Regions from separate parts of the Homo sapiens genome. Here region 2 is linked to region 1. A link is a loop called in an ENCODE intact Hi-C map of the cell type or tissue named here. Cell type or tissue: Caco-2. All regions are shown on one strand. Each heading gives the region's core, and the rest is flanking DNA. Links, peaks and the distances in the headings are about the cores only.

Evidence for each region. Peaks named below come from ENCODE experiments on the same cell type or tissue, not always from the same donor. Only the 100,000 strongest peaks of a DNase experiment are listed, where the experiment ranks them.
Region 2: a loop joins it to region 1, with 4 times the contacts of the local background. A loop is called at or near these places in 35 of 110 quality-filtered maps.

Annotation. Positions count from the first base shown.
Region 1 is chr11:85,929,824-85,932,650 of GRCh38, forward strand. No RefSeq gene overlaps it. Among named protein-coding and RNA genes, the nearest start is that of CCDC83, 76 kb to the left of the region's middle. In Caco-2, for the core only: no CTCF peak of the experiment used is centred there; a DNase peak (open chromatin) is centred at 1,408.
Region 2 is chr11:85,863,366-85,866,192 of GRCh38, forward strand. CCDC83 (coiled-coil domain containing 83) reads left to right here. Exons shown (of 11, transcript NM_001286159.2): 2 at 1,731-1,853. The coding sequence starts at 1,759. Among named protein-coding and RNA genes, the nearest start is that of CCDC83, 9.4 kb to the left of the region's middle. In Caco-2, for the core only: no CTCF peak of the experiment used is centred there; no DNase peak of the experiment used is centred there.

The sequences.
Region 1 (2,827 bases), core at 137-2,636:
AAACCTAGCAATACCATTCAGGACATAGGCATGGGCAAAGACTTTGTGACTAAAACACCAAAAGCAATGGCAACAAAAGCCAAAATTGACAAATGGTATTTAATTAAACTAAAGAGCTTCTGCACAGCAAAAGAAACTATCATCAGAGTGAACAGGCAACCTATAGAATGGGAGAAAATTTTTGTAATCTATCCATCTGACAAAGGGCTAATATCCAGAATCTACAAGGAACTTAAACAAATTTACAAGAAAAAAACAACCCCATCAAAAAGTGGGCAAAGGATATGAACAGACACTTCTCAAAAGAAGACATTTATGCAGCCAACAAACATATGAAAAAAAAAAAGCTCATCATCACTGGTCATTAGAGAAATGCAAATCAAAACCACAATTAGATACCATCTCACACCAGTTAGAATTACGATCATTAAACAGTCAGGAAACAACAAGTGCTGGAGAGGATGTGGAGAAATAGAAATTATTTTACACTGTTGGTGGGAGTATAAATTAGTTCAACTATTGTGGAAGAGAGTGTGGCGATTCCTCAAGTATCTAGAACCAGAAATACCATTTAACCCAGCAATTCCATCACTTGGTATATACCCAAAGGATTATAAATCATTCTACTATAAAGACACATGCACATGTATGTTTATTGCAGCACTGTTCACAATAGAAAGACTTGGAACCAACCCGAATGCCCATCAGTGATAGGCTGGATAAAGAAAACGTGGCACATATACACCATGAAATACTACGCAGTCATAGAAAAGGATGAATTCATGTCCTTTGCAGGGACATGGATGAAGCTGAAAACCATCATTCTCAGCAAACTAACACAGGAACAGAAAAACAAACACCGCACGTTCTCACTCATAAGTGGGAGGTGAACAATGAGAACACATAGACACAGGGAGGGGAGCGTCACACACTGTGGCCTGTCGGTGGGTGGGGGGACTAGGGGAGGGATAGTATTAGGAGAAATTCCTAATGTAGATGACGGGTTGATGGGTGCAGCAAATCACCATGGCACATGTATACCTATGTAACAAACCTGCACGTTCTGTGAGGTATTGCTCCTCACAAGATGACATTAGCTGCAGGGGTCTGCCCACCGACCCAGACCCAAACGATGGATGAATAAAACGTACACTGACACACAGATACTCTGTTTCGCCAGTCTTGCTGAGTGTCCAACCGCCTACACACCAAGAGAGGTTTGTGACGTGGCCGGTCCTGAGCAGCCCGCACTTCAGGCATTTATTTAGTATAAAATTAACAACAGAAGCTTTGAATAAACACACTTGTGGATAATTAACATGGTTAAGAGAGTAGTTCTACTAATGATTAAAGCTCAGGTACTGCAGTTTAAAGTAAATACCATTGGGGGCAATATCCTTGGTCGACCTCCCTCCGAGAGGGCCATCTGGCTCAAAGGTTAGTTAATGGAGGTAGGGTAAACAGACATAACTGGGGAAGCCTCTATTGTCCCTAGTATTTACCCTATGACCTAATGCTCTAAGGTAAGAACCCACTGCCTTCAGCCTGTTCAATTATTACAATCTATGTAATCTTGCAGCCTTCCAAAAAGGTTTGTGACTATTCTCTAAAACTTTCCCTAATATTTCCCTTTAATATTTCTGCCACTATCCTGAGTGAATCCCAACAGCTCTGCACATGTATCCCAGAACTTAAAGTATAAAAAAAGAGAATATTATTATAAATATGTTAAAGAAAGCAAGGAAAAGATGAATAAAACAGGTAAAAATATGAAGAATTTCAACAGAGCATTAGACTCTATAAAGAAGAACCCAACGGACATTCTAGAAATCAAAATATACAAAATCAAAAAGTAATAAATCAGTCTAATGGCAGACTGGATATGGAAGAAACCAGAAATAGTGAAATTTGGGATAAGTCAATATCCAATATCCAAAAATAGTCAAACACAATTCCAGAAAGAATAAAGAATAGAAAGAGCAGAACACAGTGGTAATGAACATGTGCAATTAAGCAGTCCAACATCCGCTAACTGCAGTTAGTGTTCAAGGAAAAGCGGTAGTAGGGATAAAGGAGAAGAAATATTTGAAGACATAATGGCTGAGTTTACCAAAACTGATTAAAGACAATCTACAGATTCAAGTTCTAAAGAACTGACACATGGAATCTAAGCATAATGCTGTTAGCAGTGGCCAATCTGTATGGGTCTGCAGCAAACTGAATTCTTGCCTCCTCAGAAGAAAGAATTCAACCAAGAGGCATAAGGCAAAGGGAGAGACCAGGGCAAGTTTTAGAGCAGGAGTATTAAAAAGTTTAGAGCAGGAATGAAAGGAAGAAAAGTACACTTGGAAGAGGGCCTAGCAGGTGACTTGAGAAATCAAGTGGATGGTGTGACCTTCGACTTGGAGTTTTACATGCTGGCATGCTTCTGGGGTCTTGCGTTACTTCTCCCCTGGTTCTTCTCATGGGCTGAGCTGACCGCATGTGCAGTGGCTTGCCAGCCCTTGGGAGGGGCTGCATGTCCAATGTGTTAACAGGAGTTGTATGCATGCTCACTTGAGGCACTCTTACCTTACCAGTTGAATGTTCCTAGAAGGTCATATAGCAGTTAAAGTCCCCCATTTTGCCTCTCAATGTACATGCTTGAGCCCACTCCCCCAACTACTGAGATCTTATCAGGAAGCTGCTGATCACGAGTTCCAGGTGTTTCTATCTATTGGGAGACCGCCTTTCCCTGGCACCAGTTGTAACCAATATTTATTTATTTATTTGTTTATTTATTTGTTTATTTAGAGATGGAGTCTGGCTCTATCACCTAGGCTGGAGT
Region 2 (2,827 bases), core at 189-2,688, 66 kb before region 1:
TATCATGATGACACCTTTTGGTGGGAGCCTATTAAATTATTCTCAATACTTTCATATTTGAGAAGACACTACTTAATGTACTAATGTATTAGATCTTTTTGTTGTGTCATCTGTGTGCTTTTCAGTTGGAAAGTATTGTGGTATATTTGCATTCATGTATATGCTCAAATTAGTTAGCATACAGAGTAGTGCAAACTTGGTTAGAAAAGTCACAGACATAAAGACAGCCTGACTGGAAGTCTGAGTGTGCAGGCAGCATGTCTACAGAGAAAAAGCGTGTTTTCATATTAACAAGTTTCTCCACTTTGGAGCTGAATGGTCTACAAAGATCTATGTGGATTGCCAATTCAGTGATCCAAATCAATGAAGGTTGACAACAGCAAACCTTATGGATTAGTCTTTCCACGCATCATCGTACTTGCAGAAGGCAGCCATTCTATGCTTTAGTTACCCAGAATTTGAAGAAGCTTGACCTGGAGCAACAACTGAAGGGAAAGAGGAAGGGGCACTATACAGAGATAGAGCTAGAGATATATGCCCTTTTTCTATATCTCAGACACTATGCTAGGTGCTTTAAATATTAGCTTATTTAATCCTTACAATAGCTCTTAGAGTAGAATTGTTATCCTTCTCCCTTGACAGATGATGCAACTGAAGTTCCTCAAAAAGATTAAGTAACCTATTCAGGGTCACAGAGATAACAGTGATGGATCTAGGATTAAAGCCCATGTCTGCCTGATTCGTTCATGCATCCACTCATGTGTTTATCTGACAAGCATTTATTGTGTGTCTATTGTGCTTAGTGAGGAAATACAGTGGTGCACAAGAATTACATTATCCTCACCCTCATGAGAGTTTCCAGCCACTTAAATAATTACAAAGGTTATATTTTATGCTTTCTACCACACTTAACTACTGATACATTTATTTAAGGCTAGGTACTTATTCTTTTAAGATTAGTGGAAATTAAAAGATAAAAATGTGTTAAGGAAGACTATAATCTGAAAAGTCTACTTTAGTACCCAAACCAAACCTATGAAAGTACTCCTGCTTACTATAAACATCTGTGAACAGTGGGTCTTGATTTTCCCTTTTAAAAGGTGTTTTTGATTTTTTTATTATTAGGTATGAAACCAGTTAATAGCTGATGAGCAGTTATTAGTACATTATTATTATTCGCATGTGTAAATCTCAACCATTTTAAAAGTACTTCAATGTGTGCTTTTATTTGCTGTTTGTAACAACCCTGCCCAAACCTAATTTTTTTGGATCCTGATTCTAATTCTTAAGTCTTTTGGATCCTAGCTTCTTCGTGCTCATAGAAAATTGTAGTTTTGTTTTCATTTTCTTTGAAAAATTAATAGACATTTAATTAATGTCTCTCTGCCAAACACTGTGGAGAAATAAAATTATTGAAAAGCTCAGTTCTTTGCTCTTAAAAGACCTAGATACGGGCAACAGATATAGATGAATAACATAAGAGAGGGAGTCTCTTAGAAAGTTTTGGGTGGAGGGAATGCTATACATGGGCTAAACATGGAATTCACCAGAATCAAGAATCCAATCATTTCATGATGTTCCACCATTGTGGTGAATGTTAGATCTGGGGACATGGAAGCAATCAGGATAGAAAGCCAGTATTAAGTCCCAGAGGTACCTTATCTAGAGTAAACAAAAGTAGGGAGGCAAAGATGGAATTTTTCACTTTCGTATGTCTCCTTTCTAAACAGGTATATTTCTTCATAGCTAACCAGCACAATGGAAAACTCAGGGAAAGCAAATAAAAAGGATACACATGACGGGCCACCAAAAGAAATTAAACTGCCTACCAGTGAAGCACTTCTAGACTATCAGTAAGTTTTTATTCTGAAATCTGAAAGTTGCCATAGATAAAAGGCAGTCATTGTTAAGACTCATATAACTGCAAATGCAAACAATACATGCAGCAGCTGCCAAAAGAATAGAGGTGGGTTTGGAGGCCTAATTGCACTCTTGTGCTATGCACATATTTTTAAAGGTTTTTGAAACTTTGAATATAACATAGTCCAAGTAGTAGCTATGACTACTTAGACTATTTTATGAAATGAAATGAGAGCTGCTATGAAACAGCTTTCATTGATGTACTATTGGCTCCTTCAGTTGTTTATTGGTTACTCTCACCTATGTATACAACAGCTTGCTAGCTTACCTCTTAAAATACAACACAGAATGGTTAGTTTACATTTATAGAGAGTAGAAGAGGCCGGGCATGGTGGCTCACACCTGTATTCCCAGCCCTTTGGGAGACCAAAGCAGGCGGATCACCTGAGGTTGGGAGTTCGAGACCAGCCTGACCAACATGGTGAAACCAGGTCTCCACTAAAAATCCAAAAATTAGTCGGGCATGGTGGCGCGTGCCTGTAATCCCAGCTTCTCGGGAGACTGAGGCAGGAGAATTGCTCAAACCCAGGAGGCAGACGTTGCAGTGAGCCAAGATCATGCCACTGCACTCCAGCCTGGGCAACAGAGCAAGATTCCATTGAGGTTCCATCTCGAAAAAAAAAAAAAAAGAGAGAATGGAAGAGAAATTTTCCCTTTATGTGACCTTTTATTTCTTAGACATTCCAACTTACATTATTCCTAAATGGCTACATATCAAATCCAAATGATTTACAGAAAATTCTTTTTAATAATAATAAAATTTTATAATGTCTCACTCCTAGGAGCTGGAGACAAAACCATGGGTAACATTTATTCCATATTTATGTTTTATTCCAACAAATAGCTCCTTGAGGGTCTGTGAACCTTAGCTTTTGGCACAAGGTAAGTGTTTTAACTTGTAATTCTT